Regions from separate parts of the Mus musculus genome. Here regions 1, 3, 4, 5 and 6 are each linked to region 2. A link is a loop called in an ENCODE intact Hi-C map of the cell type or tissue named here. Cell type or tissue: left cerebral cortex. All regions are shown on one strand. Region 1 overlaps Apba2 (amyloid beta (A4) precursor protein-binding, family A, member 2). Region 2 overlaps Apba2 (amyloid beta (A4) precursor protein-binding, family A, member 2). Region 3 holds the start of Apba2 (amyloid beta (A4) precursor protein-binding, family A, member 2). Region 4 has its middle 32 kb from the start of Mcee. Region 5 overlaps Apba2 (amyloid beta (A4) precursor protein-binding, family A, member 2). Region 6 overlaps Apba2 (amyloid beta (A4) precursor protein-binding, family A, member 2).

What was found. A loop is a pair of places that touch in the nucleus more often than their neighbours do. Peaks named below come from ENCODE experiments on the same cell type or tissue, not always from the same donor. Only the 100,000 strongest peaks of a DNase experiment are listed, where the experiment ranks them.
Region 1: a loop joins it to region 2, with 3 times the contacts of the local background. A loop is called at or near these places in 3 of 42 quality-filtered maps.
Region 3: it touches region 2 in a loop (4-fold over the local background); 12 of 42 quality-filtered maps call a loop at or near these places.
Region 4: it touches region 2 in a loop (3.0-fold over the local background); 15 of 42 quality-filtered maps call a loop at or near these places.
Region 5: a loop joins it to region 2, with 2.9 times the contacts of the local background. A loop is called at or near these places in 3 of 42 quality-filtered maps.
Region 6: it touches region 2 in a loop (3.0-fold over the local background); 3 of 42 quality-filtered maps call a loop at or near these places.

Annotation. Positions count from the first base shown.
Region 1 is chr7:64,562,662-64,566,661 of GRCm38, forward strand. The region is part of intron 2 of Apba2 (amyloid beta (A4) precursor protein-binding, family A, member 2); the gene reads left to right. Among named protein-coding and RNA genes, the nearest start is that of Apba2, 63 kb to the left of the region's middle. In left cerebral cortex, no CTCF peak of the experiment used is centred here; a DNase peak (open chromatin) is centred at 2,418; H3K27ac peaks cover 2,804 bases.
Region 2 is chr7:64,728,371-64,732,370 of GRCm38, forward strand. All of the region lies in intron 6 of Apba2 (amyloid beta (A4) precursor protein-binding, family A, member 2), which reads left to right. Among named protein-coding and RNA genes, the nearest start is that of Nsmce3, 140 kb to the right of the region's middle. In left cerebral cortex, a CTCF peak has its summit at 1,652 (motif pointing left); a DNase peak (open chromatin) is centred at 1,651; H3K27ac peaks cover 1,012 bases.
Region 3 is chr7:64,499,714-64,503,713 of GRCm38, forward strand. It overlaps Apba2 (amyloid beta (A4) precursor protein-binding, family A, member 2), which reads left to right and starts at 2,425. Exons shown (of 15, transcript NM_001291166.1): 1 at 2,425-2,540. In left cerebral cortex, a CTCF peak has its summit at 1,906 (motif pointing right); DNase peaks (open chromatin) are centred at 1,964, 2,336 and 3,106; H3K4me3 peaks cover 2,668 bases; H3K27ac peaks cover 2,814 bases.
Region 4 is chr7:64,423,094-64,427,093 of GRCm38, forward strand. No RefSeq gene overlaps it. Among named protein-coding and RNA genes, the nearest start is that of Mcee, 32 kb to the left of the region's middle. In left cerebral cortex, a CTCF peak has its summit at 1,965 (motif pointing right); no DNase peak of the experiment used is centred here.
Region 5 is chr7:64,624,261-64,628,260 of GRCm38, forward strand. All of the region lies in intron 2 of Apba2 (amyloid beta (A4) precursor protein-binding, family A, member 2), which reads left to right. Among named protein-coding and RNA genes, the nearest start is that of Apba2, 120 kb to the left of the region's middle. In left cerebral cortex, no CTCF peak of the experiment used is centred here; a DNase peak (open chromatin) is centred at 2,441; H3K27ac peaks cover 672 bases.
Region 6 is chr7:64,578,167-64,582,166 of GRCm38, forward strand. The region is part of intron 2 of Apba2 (amyloid beta (A4) precursor protein-binding, family A, member 2); the gene reads left to right. Among named protein-coding and RNA genes, the nearest start is that of Apba2, 78 kb to the left of the region's middle. In left cerebral cortex, no CTCF peak of the experiment used is centred here; a DNase peak (open chromatin) is centred at 2,335; H3K27ac peaks cover 2,821 bases.

The DNA of each region.
Region 1 (4,000 bases), 170 kb before region 2:
GAAAAGTCATAAGCCAGCCCTTCCTGGGAAGCACCTGTTTACGGCGAGGCAGGAAGACTAAGGGTTTCCACCCCCCACCCCTCCAGTTCTGAAAGGAGGAGTTTTTCCCACTCTCTACCTTGGCTCCTCTCAAGGAGAACCTAGTGAGGGCCTGGGGGTAACATTTGGACCCTAGGACTTGTTTTTTTTTTTTGGTCGCAGGAGTCTTCCGCTCCATGTGACCAGGGGGCTCTGAGTTCACCTGTCTCTTCACATCCTGGGGAAGGGAGGCATTTGCAGCCGAAGTTCACTGATAGGTCTAAGAAAGTTCATTGATTTTCAGATCACAGCTGGCTGATTCCCCTCTGAAGATGGGGTGACTTATGGCTCTTTACATGTTGGGGACCCTTCTCTAATTTTCCTGACTTTTTTTTTCTGGAGCTGTGTTCTTTTTTTTAAAATTTTTTATTAGGTATTTTCCTCATTTACATTTCCAATGCTATCCCAAAAGTCCCCCATACCCTCCCCCCCACTCCCCTACCCACCCACTCCCACTTCTTGGCCCTGGCATTCCCCTGTACTGAGGCATATAAAGTTTGCACGACCAATGGGCCTCTCTTTCCACTGATGGCCGACTAGGCCATCTTTTGATACATATGCAGCTAGAGACACGAGCTCCGGAGGTACTGGTTAGTTCATATTGTTGTTCCAACTATAGGGTTGCAGATCCCTTTAGCTCCTTGGGTACTTTCTCTAGCTCCTCCATTGGGGGCCCTGTGATCCATCCAATGGCTGACTGTGAGCATCCACATCTGTGTTTGCTAGGCCCTGGCATAGTCTCACAAGAGACAACTATATCAGGGTCCTTTCAGCAAAATCTTGCTAGTGTATGCAATGGTGTCAGCGTTTGGAGGCTGATTATGGGATGGATCCCTGGATATGGTAGTCTCTAGATGTGGATCTGTGTTCTTTACTTGACTCCATTTTCTGTCTTGTCACCTATTCCCAAACGAGTTCCAGAGCACAGAATTTCCACTGAAGATTGGCTCTTATCTGTACATTTATATGAGGGTCTGACAAGCTCTCGATGAAAGTACCCTGAGTGCCAACCAACAGGTCCAAGACTCGTGGTCTGCTAATTGGAGGGTTTCTCCTGTGGTTGATGGCTTTGGTGAACTTGACTGCTCGGTGTTTCCAGTATGGTTTCTCTTTGGAATTCATGTGTTGGATGACTGAGCCTCAGTCTGATGTCTATGAGGGGAGGGACTCTAGCCAGCCTGAACATGGCAAGCATGGCTCTGGCAGGCCTTGCCCTTCATCCCATTTCCTCTGCCTTGCAAAAAACCATTAAATTACATTTCTAAAGCTAGCCACTAAGGTCCATTCCTTATTTGGCAATTCCCTCCTCCTGAGGCTGACTACCAAGGTCAGCTATCAAAGTATTGTAGTCCAGCAATCAAAAGCCCCCTTTGACTCACCTAATTAACATGCAGAATCAAAATTAAACATCTCATTCTAACACGGGGCTTCCCAATTTGCTTTTATAAACTGTCATTTGCCTATGCGCCACCTCTTTCTCCTCTCTATCCAGAGGGAGTCCTTTGTCCCCACCCTGGACAAACACTCTTTCCCCTCTCCCTTATTCCCTTCCCCTTCTCTCTCATCCTCTATCTCCCATCTTCCTCTCTTATTCCCTGCTCTCTGTCCCTCTGGAGAAAATAAATTCCTTTTTGCCAAGAACTTGGTCTTGGGTTATCCTGAGCGAATGCTGGTTGCTTCAGTGAGAGATGGTGGAACTTAAGAGGTGGGGCTTACTGGGAGGATATCACATAATTGGAACATGTGCTTAGAAGGTATTAATGTCATTTTCATGGTACTCTACATAGTTCTTGTGACAGTGGCTGCTGTAAAGTAACTACCTGATATGTGTGGCCTCATCTGCATGCAGCTCTTTCCTTTGCTCTACCTTGTTCTGATGCTGTCAGTGGTGTACTTATCTGAGGTTGGAAGATAGATCCCCCAGCCATGGACTTTATGCTTCTAAACTTACGATCTTAATAAACCTCCTTTTTCTATAAAGTACACACTCCCAGGTACTAAGAGAGCCTGTGGGTGAGAGGTTCTCAGAGGTTCTCAGCCGGTCTCAGGGAGGAGAAGAATTAGCCTACAATCACCATTCCAGATGCAGGGCTATAGTAGCTGGCTTCTCACTAGGCACGTTGATCTGTGTGCCCTGTGGTGGTGCTGAAGCCAGGGTCCCTCTGTAGCCTTCCAGGCAGCCTGGTTGCCATAGGAGAAGGTGGCTTTTCTATGGTTGCTTCTGGATTTTGGGCTCTTACCCTCTCACTGTATGCTCCCGCCCACCCTGTCCACAGTCCCACTGCCTTGCTTTGGGGATTGGAGCGTGGGGTGCCCACTCATCCAGAGAAGCAAGCTCTCCCAGATTCCCACATCTTGTTGATTTAGTTCTCACAAACAGATTTGAAGTGCTTGCCATCTGCTCTCCTCTTAATTATTTTTCCCAGTTCCACAGAGAGAGGAGGAAGGACATCTCCCTAAAGTCCAGATCACACCAAGGAAGTGTGGCTCTGCCGCCCACCGTGGCTGAGGAGCACAGCTGCCGTCCCTGAGCACAGGAAACCGGAGCATGAGGCCAGCCCTTCTGCCTATGTGGGCCATGCCCCTGCCTGTTGCCCAGCTCCAATGCAGGGACCTCTGGGCTTCAGCAGCATCCTCCCGCAGATCCCTGTATCCTGCTCAGCCAGTGGCAGAGACTAGGGAGAGCTCTGTGCTTCTGGCCAGGACTGGGTCAGTCCCTGTGAATACCTTGCCTATGTGGAGTTTTGTGCTAGTGGATGCCAGGTTGAGAGCTTTATTGGGGAAGCATTAGTGTCTCCTGCTAGTGCTTCCCCAGGGCCATGGCTGTCATTATCTGATGCTGTTTTGCACCTTCTATTGTGTCACATTTATTATCCACTATGCTGGATACTAAAGGAGCCTCAAGCAGCATCCCCACCCCACAGTGTCTCGACACATGCCCTGTAGGCACACACATCCCCGACTAGGGAAGTCAGATGGGTTTTGGAGCTTTCTGGTATGAAATGAGAGTCTTAGCTTCTTCCAGCTCAGGGAAATGGTGTCCAGTGGTATGGTAGATGATTGCAGAGACCCCAAGTCTCCTCCCTAGCTAGAGCCTGCTTTGTCCTGGAAAGCAGTGTGTGTGTGTGTGTGTGTGTGTGTGTGTGTGTGTGTGTGTGTCCCTCCCCTCCTTAACTGTATCCCTTCTTGTCATCAGACCTGCACCTGATCTTGCTTATAGATGAGGCTGAGGGTGTGGTATCTGTAGAAAAGGCAGTCTGGCTCCTGATGTCCATGCTGTTATTTTTAGTATCCAGCAGGTGTTTAATTCTTGCTTCTTTTGGGGGAGACACCCTAGAGATGATCCTGCTGAGAACATATTGAGCCTGATATTCATGCTTGCTGTGTCCCCCCTAGATCCCTCGGAAGCCTCTTGGCTGGCTTTTTGAGATGCTTAGAAGAACTCTGTGTCCACAGTCTTTCTAGACAGGGGCTCTTTAACCATGCAGGATATGGCTGGGTGCTACCTCTCTAGAGGTTTAGGAGTGGCCCATGAGACACTGGGGACTTAGCAATTGTCAGGTACCTCTAGAAGTCTGACTCAGGAGGCAAAGCAAAGCCCCTGTCTCCCCCCCTGGGCCACCTATCTCCTTGCAAGTCTCTGGACCAGGACATTGGGAATGCAGGCTCTTTGGTGCTTATTGCCTCTGCTGGCCAGGTTATCATCATGGGCCACACTGACCACTGTGTCCCACCACATGGCCTCCCAGGAGAACTGTCTGAGCTGTCTATTCTGTAACTCCTAGTCCCCAAGGAGGCCCACAAATGGGAGGTTATGCACATCTACAACCTGTCCCTTATTTCTCTGGGGAAGGGCTCATAGGGTGACCTGGCATTCCTGTCCCACGTCTAGAACCTCATTTTATCACTATTGAAAGCTGTA
Region 2 (4,000 bases):
CTTGAAATGGCTCCAAGGTCACCGCTGGCTGACTTGTCAGGATGCCCAGTACATGGGAGCCCCTTGTAGATGGCCTCCTGCCAGCCGGGTACAGATGGGCCTGTGTCTCTCTCTAAGCCCCTTCTCGTCATGATGCCTGGCAAAGCTAGTTCCTGGGGCCTCCTTCCACCCCCTTGCCCCATGTCCTCCTCGCAGTGACTCACCCATGCCCATAGCTTCAGTTGGCACCCCTCAAAGCTCATTCTTAATCTCTCGTCTAACGTGGGCGTCCTCCTGAGCTGTACCTGGAAGGTGTCCTGGCTCCTGCAGCTAATGGTCCAAAATCCTCACTCCAGAAGCCAGTCCTTTGCCAAGGGACCCCTCATAGTAAGTAGACACCCCAGTCATCCCTCCCAACCTCACTTCACATTCAGTGCAAATTTTGACTAGATCTTTCAACCCCCATCATCTTCCTGGTCTACACCATCTCTTGCTTGCTTGGACCACTGCAGTGGCCGCTCACCCACTTAGCAGCTTTCTGTTCTTCCTCTCGGTTGTTTGTCTCTCTAGAGGAAGTGGTGCAGTTGGGCCATGTCCCCGGCTGGTAACCTGAAATGACAGTCTCTGGAATGGCTCCAGAGTTCTCACATCTGGCCAGTGTTTACTTTACACTTTGACTTATTCCAACTGCTGACTCATTCCTTGCATCAGGTCAACTGGGCATCCTTTGGTCCTTCTGAATTGGTTCTCTCTCTGTGACCCCAGGACCTTTGTGCCTGCTCTTGCCTTAGCCTAGAAGGTTCTCTTTGGCATGCTGATCCCTTCTACTCACAGGCAGTCTCCTCCTGTTCCTTTAGCTTTTGAGGCCACACCTTCCCTTCCTGGTGTGCACCACAATTTTTCCTGATGAGTTTCTGTTGTCCTGTGGTCTGCTGTCAGCCTCACCCTCTGGCCAGTGAGCCATGTTTTAGGACATCACAAGTCCTCACAGGCAGGATACTGATTTGGAGAAAGCCATTTGACCTTGCTTAACATGGCCCTTCTCATAAAATGGGATAATGAGGTTGGTTTCATGGAACTGTAAATGACTGATGGCCGGGACCCTGCTGTCACACAGGGCTGGTGAGTCAGACAAAGCAGTGCACCTGGGGCCTCCCAGCTACACAAAGTTCTACTCATTTGGCTCTGTGCTCCAGCCCCACAACCATACCCTGGGGCACCCAGGCAGAAGTGGGAAGGTTTGGTGCTCAGGAGATATAACGGACTTGGCTGGCGTGCTGGCAGCCTCTGCCCACTCCTTACACGCAGGATTTATTGTCCCACCCTGGTAGCATGGCAGAGATGTGTGATACCGGGTACAGCTCCATAAGACCTCAGCACTTCCCTGTCCACAGAGCTGACAAGAAGCTGCAGGTCCAAGTGCATACCCCAGGACCACACAGAGAGCACAAGAACTCTGCACAGGACAGCAGGCTCGCTAAATAAGCTGCAAACAAAGGCTGCTTCCAGCAGGGAAGGAAGAACAGTATATCACACCCCTCTCAACTGCACACAGGGGACATGCACCTTGTGAGTCAGAGGTACATCAAGCAGGGGCAAGCTGCCCTCTGGGGACTCAGGTTCACCTGTCTGTTAAGCATGTGTAGTTGTTCGCTCTCAGTCGCCCTCTGCTGGTGTCAGCTAAGGGTTGTTGCCAGAGTTTGGCAAAGGAAGAGCAAGCGCTCTTTGTACAAAGGGTCTGCGCCCTCCACTGGTCTCAGATTAGTGAGAAGTAACAGTCCTGTCAGCAAAGATGAAAACATGAGCGTGAGCCTCATCGAGGTCCAGAAAGCTGGTCAGGTCGCCTAGATAACTGGCAGGAGTCATGGGGCAGCAGCTTCTAAAAGTGGGAGTCAGATTCAGAAGACAAGACCTGCCCCAGTCCCTCTCCCTCCCTTCCAAAGAATGGCGGACACCTCCATAGTATAGGTCATAAGTATTGGCTGAGACTCACTAAGGGCAGAAGTCCCTGCACCATCCATGGGACACAGTATTATACCCATCTCCTCTTTACACACACACACACACACACACACACACACACACTCACACACACACTTATACAGAGGTGGGGTGAGGGAAGGAAGGGGGGAAGAGATTATTATTGTATTGGGCCCCACTTGGAGGATGCAGGCCTGTGAGATGCCCGTTGGCCAGTAGACATTTCTGATCCATCTTCACTGGAGAGAATGAAGCTTATGGTGAGAAAACTGATGTCCTTCAGCCTGAAGCCTCAGAGGTCACAGTGGAATGCCCTGCATTGATAGTTCCTGCCCCTTATGTTGGGTGCCCTCAGAACCCCCTGGCTGGTCCACCTGTACAAAGGCCATAGCTGCCACCAGCCAGTTCCAGACCCAGGGCTACGGTGCCTTTGATCACAAGAAGGAGCCTGATTAGACTCTGACCATGGAGAGCTGCAGGATCAGTGAGGCTGTCTTGTCCTTGGAGGCAGGGTGTGGGAGACTTTTCGTGAGAAAGCTAGTGTGGGTATATGACCTTTCCAGAAGTGCTTGACCTGGAAAACCCCCAGCTGGGGAGGAGTCTCCTGACTGTGCTCTCTTCTACTGTGGCTATCTTTGGTTTGAGCATACCTGTACCAATCCTGGGTCTGACTGAGTTCTCATGGCCTGCTCAGATGCTGAGCAGGGTCCTTGATTCACCCCCTGAAGTCTCAGTTGTACACTCAGAGCAAGGTCAGAGTCTCAGGGGCCATAGGCTTGCGAGCCCAAGTCTGGATTCCTTCTCTTTATTCTTTGACCATTTGATACATGTATATAATTAACTTTGGTTATTTTTATACCCTGTTACCTACCCTATCTCACCCCTCCTTTTCCCCCTGAAACCCTTCGTTCCCAACAAGCCCACCCTCCCCTCCCATGTCTTTGTGACTTTTGTGTTCATGGTATGTGTGAGAGAGAGAGGGATGGGAGGGAGGAGAGAGAGGAAGAATCACACTAAGTTTCTTGGCAGCTTGTATGGCATGGACGGGCTTTATTTACTGGGACATGAGCAACTTGTCAGTGGTCACACCACTCAAGAGTGACTCCCCTTCCCACGCAACCATTTATAGATCTTGGGGAGGGGAAACCTCACGAGCCCTTACTTCTTTCAGGATAAAATGTTGATGGACCCAGTCTTATACCGGTGACCACAGCTGCCTCAAGTTCATGAGCCCTTTCTCTGAATGGCTCTCGTTCCAGGAGTTTCTCTGGGAGCAGTGACCCCTCTGCTCCCTCTGTCCCTCATAAGAGTGAAGTAGCTGGCTCACAAATGCTGTCACCCTGGGACTAAGCACCTGGCCATCAGATGCTAGACTTGCCTCCCTATGGGTGCCAGCCAATCCCTCAGACCTAGTAGCCACCTTCTCCTCTCATCTGAGTTTGGACTAAGATACTCAGACAGGTGGTTGCATCAATAGCTGAAGGTGCCTTCCACGGAAGCTATTCCTTCCCACTCAGAGCCATGAGCTCCTCATTGCTGGAAGCTCACACCTCTCTGCTCCCAAGAGCCTGGGGCCAGTGTGTGAGGTCCAGAACCACAGTATGTGCCCACACCTCCACCCCCAGCAGCTTCCCTTACTCTGTGTGCATGTATGCAGTATGTACATGCAGTATGTGTTCATATGGAGTACTGGTGGCCAGCACTATGGGATAGGAGCCTGATGATCTAGGATGGAATTCTAGGTGACTGGGACTTCATGAGAGTCCATGATGGACTTACATCCATCAGAGGGGATTCAGCCAGATTGGTCTTTTTGACCCAAGCCATCACAGAGCTAGAGGGTAGAGTGGGTGGCTGGAGGAAGTGTGATAACAAAGCTGCCACCCAAGTGACAGAGGATGCAGCTGCGCTGGCCATCAGCAAGGTGACAGTGGCATTGGGAGGAGCAGCCTGTGATGCGATTGTTTGCCAGGCCTCTGGGTGCTGTTGCTGGATCCCCTGTTAGAACCCAGAAAACCTGGTCTTATTGCCTTCACCTACA
Region 3 (4,000 bases), 230 kb before region 2:
GATGCCAGGGTCTCATGTACTCTACAACGGTGTCCCATTGTGGAGCCACACTCCCAGCCCCTCGTATGTTTAATAGTTGTTTGTAAGCTGGTAGGATGGCTCAGCAATTAGAGGTGTCTGCAGCCAAGCCTGATGACCTGAATTTAATCCCCAGGATCACATGGTGGAAGGAGAGAACCAACTCCTGAAAGTTGTAATGACCTACACACACACACACACACACACACACACACACACACACTCATACACACACACACTCACATACATACACACTCAATACATACACACACTCACACACACACACTCATACACACACACTCATACACACACACTCATACACACACACACACACACACACTCATACACACACACACTCATACACACACTCACACACACTCATACACACACTCACACACACACTCATACACACACACTCATACACACACACTCATACACACACACACACTCATACACACACACACACTCATACACACACACACTCATACACACACACACACACTCACATACATACACACACTCACACACACTCATATACACACACACACTCATACACACACACTCACATACATACACACACTCACACACACACTCATACACACACACACACACTCACATACACACACACTCATACACACACACACACACTCACATACATACACACACTCACACACACACACACACACACACACACACACACACACACACACACACACTCATACACACACACCCTGAAAGGGTAATAGAAGTGCTAAGAGATTAAAAGTCGTTTGTATTTCCTTTCTTGTGAGTTGCCCATTTTATTTTTTAACTTGGGCAAGGTCCAGGTAGGGAGGTGGAGTGCTTGCTAGTGTGCACAATGTCCTGTGCCCTGCAGAGCAGACAGACACATCTGGATCTCACACTTAGCAGTCAGTGCAATGGAACAGTTTTGCATTTAGAGCTGAGCTGAACTTTTTGTCAGGGGGGTCAATAGAATATTTAAGGTGATGGACAACAAGCAAGAAGGAATGGTCAGCTCTAGGAGGAGGAAGAATGGCTCTAGGGTGGACCTATTTGGTCCCTGAGCTGCCAGAGCTGCTCTGCTATTGACTGGTGAGGTAGGGGTGGGGGGTGGGGTAATGGAGGGTGAAAGAGAGGGAGGCAGACAGGTCCCAGGCCTAGGAGGTCCTTACTAGGTCTGCCCCTGTATTCAGTTTTTCTCCAGGCCCTTCTCGGGGTCACCTCTGTCACTGTGGGCATCAGGAAGTTCTTTTCTCACCCCACTCACCCTCCTCTTCCTTTGGTGACATTCCTCTGATCTTCTGCCACCTGGCCTTCATCTCAGGCTAGGACTGAAGGAAGAGAGAGAGGAAGAGGGAGAACCAGGCCAATTGGAAGCATTTGGGGGCTGAAGTGGAGCCCCCCATTCCCTAAAACAGAGCACCCTGTGTGCCTTAAACCTGCAAGTTGCCACAAATGCATAGGGCTGAGTGAAAGGTCAAAGGTGACAATAAAGCCCAACGTTCAAGAATTTCAAGAGGTTTGTTTCTTACTGAGGGTAGCCAACTGGTTCTCATTGGGGGTATTAGAGGTTGGGGCCCTCTCCCTTCTGGACATCCCAGGCAACACAGGTATCAGAGACTCGGTGGTTATCAGGGACCGGGTGAGAAGACCTTGTGTGTGGTTATCAGGGACCGGGTGAGAAGACCTTGTGGCCAGAAGGCTTCTGGTGATTGACTGTGGGGAAGCAGGACAAGGCTTGCCCCTCAGGAAAGGCTTTCTGGGGCCACAATACCCTAGAGAGTCAAGGGATTCGGGCCGGCCGGGGCTCCGCATAGAGCGGAGCTGGCAGAGCAGGGCGCGGTCGCCGCAGCCCCTCAGCGCCGCACGCTCTCCGGAGCCCGCCAGGGGGCAGCGCGGCGTCAGGGGCAGGGTGCGGGCACCGGCAGCATCTCCTTCACCTGTTCTGCCTGCCCAGGACCAGACTGTTAAGGCTCCCCAACTGGCCGGTCCCAGCTCACTCCCAGGAACCTGTGTGCTCCTCAAGGGGCCACCGCGACTCGCGGAGCCTATCTCAGCCCGTATCCCAAGGACCCAGGTCCCAGGTGGGCTCGTCCGCTGTCCCCGCCGCTGTCCCCGCGCCGCACCCGGAGGCGCCGCGCTGGGCGCCGAAGCATCTTTGTCTGCGCTTTGCGCGGCCGCGCGGTCTTGAATCCCTTGATTCCCTAAGGTCTCTTTAGAAAGCGTTTCCACCCCGCGTGGCCGGGCGCAGGAGGAGCGGGGGCGGTCGGTGTGGCGGCGGATAGGGCGGTGCGGGTGCGGGTGCTCCCGGGCCGCGCCGCGTGCGCCCGGTAGAGGCGGCCCTGCGTGTCGTGCGCGGCGTCCGGGGCGCGCCCGCCGCTATCCAGCTTCCCGGGCTCATTAGCAGTCTCGGTGTGCGGCTCGGCGCGGGCTCACAAAGAGCTGCTGCGGCGCCCCGCTCTCGGCCTCGCCGACCCAGTCGGGGGCGGCGGCGCATCGCGCAACCCGCGCGGGCGCAGGTAAGTGGGGCCCGGGGCGCCAGAGTCTCCGCGGCAGCAGCCTGGGTTGCCCGGTTCCGCGTGGGGGGAGCCGGGGCGCAGTGGGGGGCGCGGATGCTGTGGTCCCAGCGCTCCCTTTCGGACCTTGTGGGGCTCTGGAGAGGCAGAGGGGCATCGTCGACAGAGCGGGCCACCGCTGGGACCGGGGGGTGCTACGGACCAGCGCCCCTCTCTCTCCGGACCCACCGGACCCTCCGAGCCACTGACCAGCGGCCGGGCGCGGCAGGGATCAGCTGGCCGCTAGGTTATCAGGGGCTTGCGAAGCGGCGGCGCGGGGCTACCTGGTGTGGCCAGAGGAGATGGTCACTCGTCTGGGTCCCCCTATTATTGCGTTGGGGGGGGGGTTGTCTAGAGGGGAGCTGCTTGGCACTGATTCCAAGTCCCGATGCTGGGCGGCAACTCGGGAGTTTGGGGTCGCTGCTGGGTTCGCTGCTTCCAGGCAACCGGTCTTTGATCTGTACCCCTCCCTCCCCTTTCCCTTTATAATGAGGCCCGGGGGAGAAACTCAGTTAAAAATTCCACACCCCGTATTCTCTGGGGGGATGCGGCGGGGACATGCCCCTTATCCTGGCTGCTTCCTCTTGGCAGGCAGAGCCCGGCAAGGGGACTTGGGTATGGAGGATGAAGGGGAACATTGATCCCAGCTTTTTTCAAGCCTTGTTTTCACAGGGAGCAGTATGGGCAGCAGGCCTCTATATGCCAAAGCTGTGGGTGAACTTCCCCTGAGTGCGGTAGGGATAGGAGCAGGTACCAGTGGGGCTCTGCAAGGGCTTGCCCTGGCTGTAGGCGCCTTAAATAAAGCCTACTAGTCTTAACTTAGAATTCAGTTATGGAAGACTTTTAATTCTTTAATATCTGTTTATTTGTATGTGACTTGACAGAGGCCAAACTTAAATTCGAATTTAAATAAAGCCAGCTCACTCAGGCCTTGTGCACGGTGAAGTTCTTAAACCTTGCTTGTTTTTCTTGGCCTTTCTTCATGTCTGAACTGATTTGTCCCGGTCCCCTTAGACCCCAAGACCCCTTCTTCCTTTATGGATATAGATTTGAGGAAGGATAGTGGTTTCGAAAACAAAGACCCGTAAGCTTTAAGGGTCCAAGTGAACAACTTTTTCTGAAGTACTGATCTGCAGGTGCCAAGAACCAATGGGCAGGCTCCCTTTGGGGCCCGGTCCCTCCAAAGAGGCAAGGATGGGGCTTTCCTGGACAGCAGCAATCTGAGGCAGGGGACTCAGGGCAGAGTGGCTGGGTGACTTTGTCCTGCACTCAGATTGCTGGGTGGTCATGGTGTGCTGCAGAGGGTCTCCTGAACTTTGGAGCTCTGGAACAGAGGGGTGAGTGACACAGACGAAGAACCTGCAGGGACTCCAAGCCACATGGAAGGGATTAGTGGGTCGTGGAACTGGCTATGAGCTGGAGGT
Region 4 (4,000 bases), 310 kb before region 2:
TTATTTATTTATTTTATGTAAGTACACTGTAGCTGTCTTCAGACACTCCAGAAGAGGGCGTCAGATCTTGTTACAGATGGTTGTGAGCCACCATGTGGTTGCTGGGATTTGAACTCCGGACCTTTGGAAGAGCAGTCGGGTGCTCTTACCCACTGAGCCATCTAACCAGCCCAAAATAAAAAATTTAAAGGCCCCAAAAGATTATTTTGAAACAGGGTTACACAATGCAGTTCATTTGGCCTGAAATTTTTTTATGAGGTTCAGGTGGGCCTCAACAATCAAACCAGCCCAAATGTCAGCAGCCCTCACCCCTTACATAGATGCTATTAGCTGTAAACAATTTCTGGGGGAAGAGAACCATTAGTCTTTGAGGGAGTGGCCACTGGTAGGTTTCCCATGCCCAGTGGATGCCCCACACAAATCCTTGTATGTGCAGTACTGACTGAGCTTACTGGGTTTTATATATATATATATGACGTGAAGAACCTGGGAGGAGGATATGTTGGGAAAGGCATTTGGAATATTGAGGGAGGAAATGGGGGGGGGGCAGATAAAAATCACATTTTGTTGTATTCTGAAGAATAAAAACATTATAATTAAAAACCTTACGGTTGCCCTGCCTCAGCTATCACAGTCAGCATTGAACTACAGTTTATACAAGCCAGTTGAGATACTTGTTCGAGCTTTTTGATTGTGTGCATGTATGCGTGCACACTTGTGTGTGTGTCTGCATACTAGTGCCAAAGGGTGTGTTTGTGGAAGTCAACCGTGTGGGGCCCACAGACTTTTTGGAAAAAACCTTTACCTACTGAGCCATTTGGCCTACACAAATTCCTTATTTTTACAGCCAACTTGAGTCGAAGCTTCTGTTGCTGGAACCTGAAAAGATTCTAATTACATAAGTATGAAGTACACAAATGCCAATGGAAAAGACCCAGCACCCATACTGATTAAGTCAAAAGTTTTCCAACAAGGGCAAGAACATGGAAATATCGCTTCACGTAGTGTCTGCCAATGGGCTCTAAATTGCATACTATCTTTTGAAACTTGATTTCAAATGCTTGATTAGCAGTGATTGTGGTTGGTCCTCCAGGAGTACTTCAGGGTGTCAGTTCAGTAAAAAATGTGCTATCGATGCTCGCTTAATTTATGGCAAAGACAAGTAGGTCATTTACTTTACCACAGCCCAAATAATCTAGCCTTGCCTAGTGGTGAAACCTGAAAAGAAATTTCCTCTTTACAAAAGCTCTCAGTACTTCAAGAATTTCATATGTCCTCCAGTTCATCTCAGTGATGGATATGGACCGTACTCCAACGTCTTCCCTGCAAATGTTTCTCTGGTACTAGTGGTACAGTGGTACAGTGGTACAGTGGTACAGTGGTACAGTGGTACAGTGGTACAGTGGTACCAGTGGTACCAGTGGTACCAGTGGTACCAGTGGTACAGCGGTACTAGCGGTACTAGCGGTACAGTGGTACAGTGGTACAGTGGTACAGTGGTACAGTGGTACAGTGGTACTAGTGGTACTAGTGGTACTAGTGGTACAGTACCAGAACACACCAGGAAAAGCGGTTGTTTAAGGCACCGGGGATCCTGGATCCACCGGAAAGAAAATGAGAATGTCACACTCTGGGACCTGGGGTCACACCCCTTGAGAGAAGAAATGACAGAGAGGAGACCAGGCTCCTCCATTAGGGGATCCAAGGAGGGGAAGCACACAGCTTCAGGTAAACAGCTCAGGGGCTTTGGCTAGAGCCCCCGGAGGCTCTGAGAGTGTCTGCTCTGCGGCGCCACAGAGCCAGGTAAGACAATCCTGCCAGAAAGCCAGCAGCAAAATATGATTTGGAACAGCAGCCTCCAAATTGCATGCCTTATAAAACCACCAGGTAAAGGCTAGCCACATGTTTGATCAGGTAGAAGCCCTTGTGCCCCTGCCTGGTGACCTTATTTCCATCTGGATCCCACAAGGTGGCAGGAGAGAACCAGTCGGAGAACTATCCTCTGACCTTCCTTGTGTACAGTGGCTGGCATGCAACTTAAAATCACACGTTAAAACAATTGTAAAGTCTATGATCTTTGGAATACTATAAACACTGTCTTTTAAAACCAAAGTGAATTGGTCTTTTTACACTTACCAACATAATTTTAACAGGCTGGAAACGGCTAGGGTGTAGAGGTGGCTTAAGCTGGTCCCTCATATGTGCATTCTTGTACTGAGAATTGGTTCTCAGTGCAGTGGAAGACCTATGGGTGATGCCAGTGCTCTCTCAGAATGGTGGGACACTAAAGAGATGTGATTCCTTCCCTCCATACTACAGCAGTTTCCTGTTACTATCATCTCCAGGAGTCTGGCAGCCAATGGGGAACCTTGATGAAGTCTGTTTAAATTCATAGCCTCAAAGCTCAGAGGTAAACAAACCTCCTTACTGTAGATAGCCTGCTTTAGGTTGCTTATTATAGCAACAACTGAAGGGACCCATGCACTGCAGGGTGTGCCCTTCTGGACACAGACCACATCCAAACACCAGTTTCCAACACAAAGAGATCTTTCATTAATCAGAGTCAAGATGTCTGAATCTGAATTGGGCAGAAACATCAGCAGATGGCTTTGCAGGAGTGATTTTTTTTAAAAGGGGGGAAAGGGAGAGGTCAATTTTAGGATGAGCTAGGATGAGTTGGTAGGCTCTGATCAGACACATTAGTCAGTGTAGCCAAATAGGAAATTTTGACTGCTGGACCTTGGTGATTAGCCTCAGGAAAGAGTCAGGCTTAAGGAAGTGGCAAATATTAGGAAATAGGAAATAGAGCTTTGCAGGCCAGCCAGCTTTAGGAATGTGGAGGTGCCTAAATGAAGGAATCTAACAGTTTCGAAGGGAAGAGGGAAGGGCAAGGACTGCCAGTTAAACCCTTCAATAATCATGTGGTCTAGGAACAAAGCCTCCTGTTGTCTGCAGTAAAAAGACCATGTGGAGGACCAGAAGTTTGTGCGTGTGCATATGACATTGGCTGTAGGTTAACTGTGTCAGCCTTTTGCTACACTGAAACACTGTCCTCCCTTTTCCCCTCAGGCTTTTTATTACAAAAGGTGCTGGATATTGTCAAAAAGCCTTTTCTGCATTTATTGACACGATCACGTGACTTCTGTACTTGCGACAATTCATGTGATGGATTATATTTATTAATTTGCTTATGTCGAACCAGCCCTACACCTCTGGAATGAAGCCAACTTGATCTTAGAAATGATCTTTTGGATTAGTTCTGGAATTTGGTTTGCATGTATTTATTGAGAACTTTCATAACTATACTCATCGGGAAGACAGGTCTCTCATTTTTCTTTTGTTGTCGTTGTGTTGTGAAACCTAAACAGGAACAAGAACCGTACACCTTCCAAGTTAGTGGGAGACCAAAACAGGAAACATATATCTTGCAAGTTAAGAGTTCTGTCTGCCATAAAGAATAAGTTCCTAACTTTGTCTCTGTAATTCCTTCCATGGGTGCTTTGTTCCCAATTCTAAGAAGGGGCATGGTGTCCACACTTTGGTCTTCATTCTTCTTGAGTTTCATGCGTTTAGCAAATTGTATCTTATCTTGGGTATCCTAAGTTTTTAGGATATCCACTTATCAGTGAGTACATATTGTGTGAGTTCCTTTGTGATTGGGTTACCTCACTCAGGATGGTGCCCTCCAGGTCCATCCATTTGGTTAGGAATTTCATAAATTCATTCTTTTTAATAGCTGAGTAGTACTCCATTGTGTAAATGTACCACATTTTCTGTATCCATTCCTCTGTTGAGGGGCATCTGGGTTCTTTCCAGCTTCTGGCTATTATAAATAAGGCTGCTATGAACATAGTGGAGCATGTGTCCTTCTTATCTGTTGGGACATCTTCTGGATATATGCCCAGGAGAGGTATTGCTGGATCCTCCGGTAGTACTATGTCCAATTTTCTAAGGAACCGCCAGACGAAAGGATGGACCATCTAGAGACTGCCATATCCAG
Region 5 (4,000 bases), 100 kb before region 2:
AGACTCCGGGGAGCCCCATGACAGCAGATGGGACGAGTCTAGAGCACATGTGGGAAGGGCATTAGGAGACAATTCACAGAACCTTCTGATCCAAAGTACTGAGGCCATCTTGTGGTCCCCACTCCTGGACCAGATTTTTTTCTTGAGTATTAGCCATGCTAGAAAACCTGTGGCACCCCAGGAATATGGTCGGTCTCCTCTACTGATTTTCCCTTTAAATGTGTTCTAGAGAGTATTCAGACTCTCCTACTTGATGTGTGGCTTAGGCAGCTCACAACTTTGGAGATTGTGGGTACAAAGGTGGCAAAGTGGTGGGCTGTGAAGTCAGGTACCCTAGGCATGGTACTTGGTACTACTGATGCCAGGCATGGTACGGGGTGACTTGGAGTGCACATAGTAGGGATGGTGACTAGCATCACCTGTGCTGGGGATGGTGTGACTAAGGGTAAGGTAGCTCCAGCTTTATGGCTCTGACAGCCTTAGAACAAAATACATGTTTTTCACAGTTCATTTAAGCCACACAAGTCTGTGACACAGGTTCCTAGGGAACCCCCTTTTCATTTAATGACTGAGGTTGTTTCTGACCAGGGTTCCTATTATAATTTTAATGTTGAATGCCTCCTCTCCTCTCCCTGACATCCCTACCCCTCAAAAACAAAAACAAAAACCCATGCATGAGAAACTTGGTCTCCATCCTATGACATTATTGGAAGGAGGCAGATCTACAGTCAGGGAGGAAGTTAGGTTGGTGGAGACATGCCTTGCAGGGCACAATGGGATCTTGCCTTCTCCCACCTTGTGTCTAACAGCTCTGGTTGGTTCCCTTTTGCCATGACTGCTGCTTCCCAGTTCAGAAGTAATGGGACTGAAGCATTTGAACAGAGACAAAGCAAACTGTTCTCCCGTGTTCTGTCACAGTGACGAACAATGACTGCTACAATCACAGAGCCCCCAATCTCCATCTGGCACCAACCTCGGGCCTCCAGTGGCCCCTTGGAGTTGACTCCTCTCAAGAAAGGTTATTTTCTCAAAGGCCAGAGAGGAACTCCAGGGCCCTGTTTCCAAAGAACAGCTGAGCTCAGCAGTCGACATAGCCTGGTAACATAAGCAGATGCTCCTGCCTCTGCTGTCTATGAGGGGACTGGGTCTTGGGTCTCAAACCCCATAGTGCAAGGTTGCCTGTCATCCCCACCCTCTAAGATCTTGAAGGGCTGAGTCTGAGGTGGCAGTGGCTGGGAGGCTTTGGCAGCAGGCTCTTCAGGGAAGAGGAGGCAGCCAGTGACTGGGCTGGCCACATCCTACTGAAGTGCTAGCCCCCTTGGTGCTGACATAAGTGCATGTGCTAAGGACCAGCACACTTTTTTTTTTTCTGTTTGCATTTTTTACTCGACCTCAGTCCAGCTGGAAGGTGATGAATGATGAGAAAACACAATGTCATTTTCTGACAAACCAAGGTCAAAAGACATCAGGAAAAGCCTGGATTAAACTTTGTCAACTCAGCCCAAGAGCTCTACCAAAAGGGCATGGGAGCTTGGGGTTCATTAGGCATGATATTATGTCTGTTCTCAGCTATATGCTTGTGTGTGTGTGTGTGTGTGTGTGTGTGTGTGTGTGTGTGTGTGTGCATGAGCACACATGCATGCCACGCACTTATGTGGAGGTCACAGGATAACTTTAGGAGTCATTTTCCTCCTAAAACTCTGGGTCCCGGGAATTGAACTCATGTCAAAGGGCCTGGCAGGAGGTGACTTTACCTGCTGAGCCATCTTGACAGCCCGAGATTCTTATTTATATTCTCAGTAAAGATTTATAATAAAACACCTTCAGTAGCTTGTTGGCAAGATGTTGGGATGGATCTAGGCTCATATTACAGTGGCCAGGTCAACAGGAAGCATGGTGTCCCCAATGTCTGGTCTTAGTAGTCACAGTGTCAGGTCTGCTTTTTTCTTTTTACTAGGAACAAGACACCCTGTCCAGTGCCCTAGGGAAGGGGAGATGAGTCCACTTTTGAAGGGTTTGGCAAAAAGTATGGGAGCACATCTAAAACACTAGGGGGAAGATCAGTATCTGACCTCTCCCTGCTCATATCTTCCTGCCTCCCACAGGGAGCACTCTTCCTTTCATTTGTTACTTTCCTGCACTGCGTTTGTAAATATGCCTCTACCCGTTATTTTTACGGGCTGTCTGCAAAGCATATTGTAAATGATACCAGGTCACAGCATTTATTTTTTTCATCTGTAGCTGCCTTCTTTGCTTAACCTTCTGCTGGAGAGTTTCACCCACAGGAGTTGTAGCCAGAGCACGCCCTGTTGGGGTGGTGCTGCGTGGCGGTGTTGCTTGTCGGCTCCCATTGATGGATGTTCAGCTGCTTTCCAGTCTCTGGCTGTTACAAACAAGGCTGTCATGGATATTTATGTGTGTATCTTGGTGAACGTGAGCCAGATTCATGAGGCGTGCTTAACAAGGAATTGCTGTGGGGTTGAGGCTGTGAATCTTGAATTTTACTAGAAGTAGCCAAATTGCTTTCTGGACTGGGTGGGTATAGCAAGCAGCTTCCTCTGCAGTTCGTGTGAGGCTCCCCTCTGCTCTTTCCCTGACAACACTCAGCATTCCGGTTGTTTTTAGTGTTTGTTAGTCTGAATGCAGGCTCTGCCTGTGGTGGGTTGAATGAGAATGACCTCCACGGGCTCATAGATTCAAATGCTCTGTCCACAGTTAATGGAACAATTTGGGAAGGATTAGGGGGTGTGGCCTTGTTGGAGAAGGTGTGTCAATTACTGGGCTTTGGGGTTTCAAAAGCTCACACCAGACTCAGTTCTCACATACTCTCTATCTGGCTCCTGTTTGTGGATCAGGAAGCAAGCTCTCAGCTCCCATGCTCCTGCCACGGTGGTCATGGGTTTGCCCTCTAAAGTTGCAAACCCCCAGTTAACTCTTTCTTCTATAAACTGGTTGGTTGTGGTATGTATGCAGCAATAGGAAAGTCACCAAGACACCACATGTGGCTTTGATTTCTATTCCCTGCCTGCCAATGAGACAGTACATCTTTCATATATTTATGTTTATTTCTAATTGATTTTATCTACTTGTTCTTTTGGGATGGCTGGACCTACTCTTTGCCCCATTTTGTCTTTTCTTGTGGTCAGCCTAATCTATTGTTTGACTTATGTATTGCAGATATGTTTTCTCTCTTAACTGCTTTCAATGTGGCACAGGGCTGAGAGTGTGGACTCGAGGGCCATCCTGCCAGGATCAGATCTTTGGCTCGGTATTTCCTCTGTGGCCTTGACTGAGCTAATTCATCTGCCTCAGTTTCCTCCTCTGTGAATGGGGCTGAGAAGGGGAAGAGGTTTGTATCCATGAAGCAGATCTTTGTCCCCCTTCTACTGGGGTTGTACAATTCCACAGGTTTGATAACTTGTAAAGAATAGATGTTTCTGTGGCTCACAGTTCTGTAGTCTGGGAAAAACAATATGAAGGGACTGGAGTCTGATAAGACCTGTGTCACCTGTGGCAGAAGATGAAAGGGGAAGACAGAGAAGGAGACTGAGAGGGAGGAGAAAGAGAAGAGGGCTGAGCTCATCTTCCCTCAGAAACCCACTCCTGTGATAGATGAACCACCCACATTAATGGATTCATGAGGACAGAGACCTCCTGACCTAAATACCTTTGAAAGGTCCTGCAGCTCAGCACTCGCATTTGGGTTAGATCTCCTGTGGGTGAACTGTGGCGGACACAGCTGAACCCTAGCACACGATGATGAGCTTCATCTAGCCTTGCCCTTTGAGGTCACATGGGAGCCTATACACGGGCATTGCTGCCCTGTGCACACCCTGTGGGTTCTGTGTCATCCTTTGATGGGCTGGCAGGCCCTGCTGCGCTTGGCTCTCAGCCTTCTATAAAGCCCTCCCTTCAGTCCCCAAGCTGCCTGAATCAAAAGCAAAATCCTCTAGGGGACACCTGGGAATTGGGAGGCACCAGGCTCCCCACAGCAAAAATA
Region 6 (4,000 bases), 150 kb before region 2:
GCCTCAGTGCTGATCCTTTTGTTCCTGCTTTTGCCATCTCCTCATCCAGTGGGCGCATCGTCTCTATAACTCTACAGCTTATGTATTAATAATGCCCTTCTTCTGCTCCAGAGTGGACGCTAGGGAGCTCAGAGCTTCACATTGGTCTCACTCAGCTCCAGGTCTGTTCTTAGGCCCTGGCACCGAGTTGGAAGAGATACTCACTGCCAGCCTGGGCAAAGGACAGGTTGCACTTGGCAGCCAGGGCCTCCTTGAGCTCTGCACTCCGACACCTTCTCATGTTCCTGATAGTCCTGCAGTTGAGTAAGGCAGTTTCCCATCCCAAATGCTCCCATGTGCGCTCCATACTGTCTGGAACCTTGGAGAGAAGTCTGGGATGATCTGTGAATGTGGACAGCTTCTGCATATGGATTTCTTAAATATGTATTTACTTGTTAGAGTGTATATTCGTGGATACTTATGCCAAGGCAAGTGTATGGAAATCATAGCACAACCCATATCGCACCATCAAGATGTCTTGGGAACTCCAGAACTTCTTGGGACTTGGTTGTCTGGTTGCTATGGATTCACACCCATGAGAGGGCCCTTGCTCTTATTAGGGTCACACACATGTAGACATGAAGGGGTGAATTTTGTGTCCTCCAAGGGAAGAGGGGACCTGATTTCACCTCAGCATCAGTGGGTAATCCATCCTTGGGTCTATCTGATGATTCAGTTGCCCTTGATGTCCTGGGGTGTTTGTTTCAGGAGGGCTGCCAGAATCCAGATACTCAGGTTCATTGTGTATAAAATGGTGGCATATGTAGAACTTAAAGCACATTTCCCTACATGCTTTAAATTTATTTATCAAAAATTATTTTATAAGGAGTAGGGTATGTCCCTGGCTGTCCTGGAACTTGCTCTGTGGGCCAGGCTGGCCTTGAAATCACAGAGATCTGCCCCTCTCTGCCTCCTGAGTTCTGGGATTAAAGGTGAACATTACCATGTCTGGCCCTGGGGGACAGAGTTTTAATGCAAGGACTCAGGAGGCAGATGCAGGAGGACCTCTGTGAGTTCAAGGCCAGCCTAGTGTGCATATTGAGTTCCAGGCCAGCTAGGGCTACCGAGTGAGATCCTCTAAAAAAACATTAGTGTACATTAATTGGAAATAAAAGAATGCCTTTCACTGTGACATCTTCATATGTGTAGGCCAAGCACTTTATCATATCATCTCTCAGTGACACAGAGTCTTGAACACAACTTGGGTGCTGTCACACTGCTTTGTTTCGTGGATAATGATAAGAAAAAAAAATGACATGTTCATGGTCCAGGGAGATGACTCAGTGGGGAAAGGTGCTTGCCACCAATCCTGACAACCTGAGTTTAATCACCAGGACCCACGTGATGGAAGGAGCGAGTGGGATTCCAGATGAGTGTGGCTGTCCTCTGATCCAGATGCATGCCACGGCATGCCCAGTGCCTACCCCTGGCAATAAATAAAATGTAATAATAATGAAAAAGACACCTTTAGTAAAGAGACATTTCTTTTCCTGGATATTTTGCCCAAGATTGGCTTATGATTGGCTAACTCGTAAGTTGCACACCCCAGGATGCAGGCTCGCTCTGCTGCGCTGAGTGGAGTCTGAAACTGTAGGCCTTTTCCACACTCTGATTTCCTTTCATCTCCACAGAAGCTCTTTGGTTCATTAGCAGTAATGTGATGTTCTCTATTCTGTGTTGGTTTTAGAATTCTGTTGCTCTCTAATGCATTTGCCCATGATGTGCCTGTGGGGTCTTCAGAGACCCACAAGGGCAGCTTTCTCCACCATGCCTACCATTCAGTAGGTGACAGGAAGCCTGCCCTGGAGCATGCGAAGGGTGACACTGTGCACTCAGAGGTGGATTTGCTAAAGAGCCGGGACTGGAGTCCTGTCCAGGTTCCCACTATGCAGCTGTCTGAGGCTTTTATAATTAACGCTAATGGCTGAGCCGTCATGGCTTGTTTAAATTACCCCAAGAGGAACATCAGGTCTATTAAAGAAACCTGATTGTAGCTGCCCACCTGCTCTATTCAGGGACATGCATCTTTTGTGGGAATTCTTCTGGGTAATTAAGAGGGTCTGAAAAGCTGGTTTTATAGTCATTGATTGAACTGTAGATAACAATGAAGTCAAATAATTTTTTAAAAAGCTGTTTCCATCTTCATAAGCATATGAGGAATTTGAATTAGAAAGAGTTCTCCACGTGCTGCTCAGGCATCTGGGGGGAGGGCACATATGGCCTCTGTAAGAGCTCTGGACAGGTTCCCACCATGGGTGTCTAGTGAGCAAGGCTCTGGTGGTTTGCAGGGCTATCTGTATCCCTCTCTTGGTTTGAGCCCACACAGGAGCTGCAAGATCTGCAAAGAGCTGCACCCACCTCCTCTGCAGACTCGGAAGCTGCGTGAACAGAAGACCAGTGTCACAGCCAGAGTGGCTCTGGTCTGAGGATGTGGGTCTCCCGTGCAGGCTTTGCCACCAGGTTGGATATCTGTAGATGTAAAGAATTGGTGCAGTTTGCTTACACGTGCAGGTGCTATGCCCAGTGCTGGTGTGGCAAAGGGACAGGGAGGGCCCCCGTTTATGTGGTCGAGTATCATATTTTATAGCACCATGGGCACTTGGAGGAAAGAAAGACAGGATGGTGTCCCAAGCATGGGAGCTGCATGCACAAAGGGCACAGACAGGTGTAGCTAGCAACAGCAGTAAGTGCAGCCAGCAAGGGCTTTGGAAGGCTTTATGGAATAATATCTAGAGTTTGGAATTTATCCAGTGAGTCCTGGATGCCACGGTAAAGGTTTAAAAAATGAGAGCATGTTTTAGCTTTAAACTTAACACACAGAGACACAAACCTATGCACACCCATGCACACGCACAGACACACACAGACACATACATGTGTATACACGCCGACACACAGACACACCCGTATCCCTATGTGATCAGTTCCAGGTGGACAGTGAATGGCACTCATGTGTGTCACATAGCACAGCTGAGAGCGAGCGGCACAGGGTGTTTATTTTTCCACTCATCTCCTGAACTTGCTAAGCGTGACTGACGCCCTCTCTCCCCACCCCCACCCCCAACCTTCCACTATCATTCTGTCTTCTTTCTCTCTGAATCTGACTGCGTGTGGAGCTATGCCTAAGAGGCTTAGGTGTAACTTCGGAAGAATCTTCACCAAATCACTGAGAGGCACACCCGGGGCCTCGAGTGTATGTGTGCTTTCGACTGGCGTGCTTCACTGAGGGCTCCTCCGTACAGCACATCTCAGAATTTCCATTCTGTTCGTTTGGTGTGCTTGTGTGTCTGTCTGCCTCTGTCTCTGTCTCTCTTTCTCTCTGTGTATATATGTGTGTAGGGTAGAAGCCAACACTGTCTTTTTTTTTTTTTTTTTTTTTTTTTTTTGGTTTTACGAGACAAGAGTTTCTCTGTGTAACCCTGGGTGTCCTGGAACTCACTCTGTAGACCAGGCTGGCCTTGAACTCAGAAATCTGCCTGCCTCTGTCTCCTGAGTGCTGGGATTAAAGGCATGTGCCACCACTGCCCAGCTAACACAGAGTGTCTTTTGAAGTCACTCTCCACCTTGTTTTTCTGAGACCAGGTCACCATCTCAGTGAGCCTTAGAGCCAGTCCTAGACCTAAGACTTAGATCTAGTCCTGCTCCCACCTTCCAGCCCTGTGATTCCAGATGTGTGTGGAGAAGTCCGATTCTTTATGTGGGGTTAGAGATATGAACTCATGACCTTGTGCCTACATATGGCAAATACTTTACCCACTGGGCATCTCCCTAGCCCCAGTATTTCCAGACGGGTCAAGGGTAAGCAATGCCCAGTGTGTGTATGGATCGTGTTTTGTCTACTCACTGATGATGTGATGGCGGCTGGGACTGTTACCGCTGTGAAGATCTTTGCTTCCAGTTTTCATCCATACATACATACCTAGCAGCGGGCTTTCTTGAAGACACATCATACTGTTTCCCA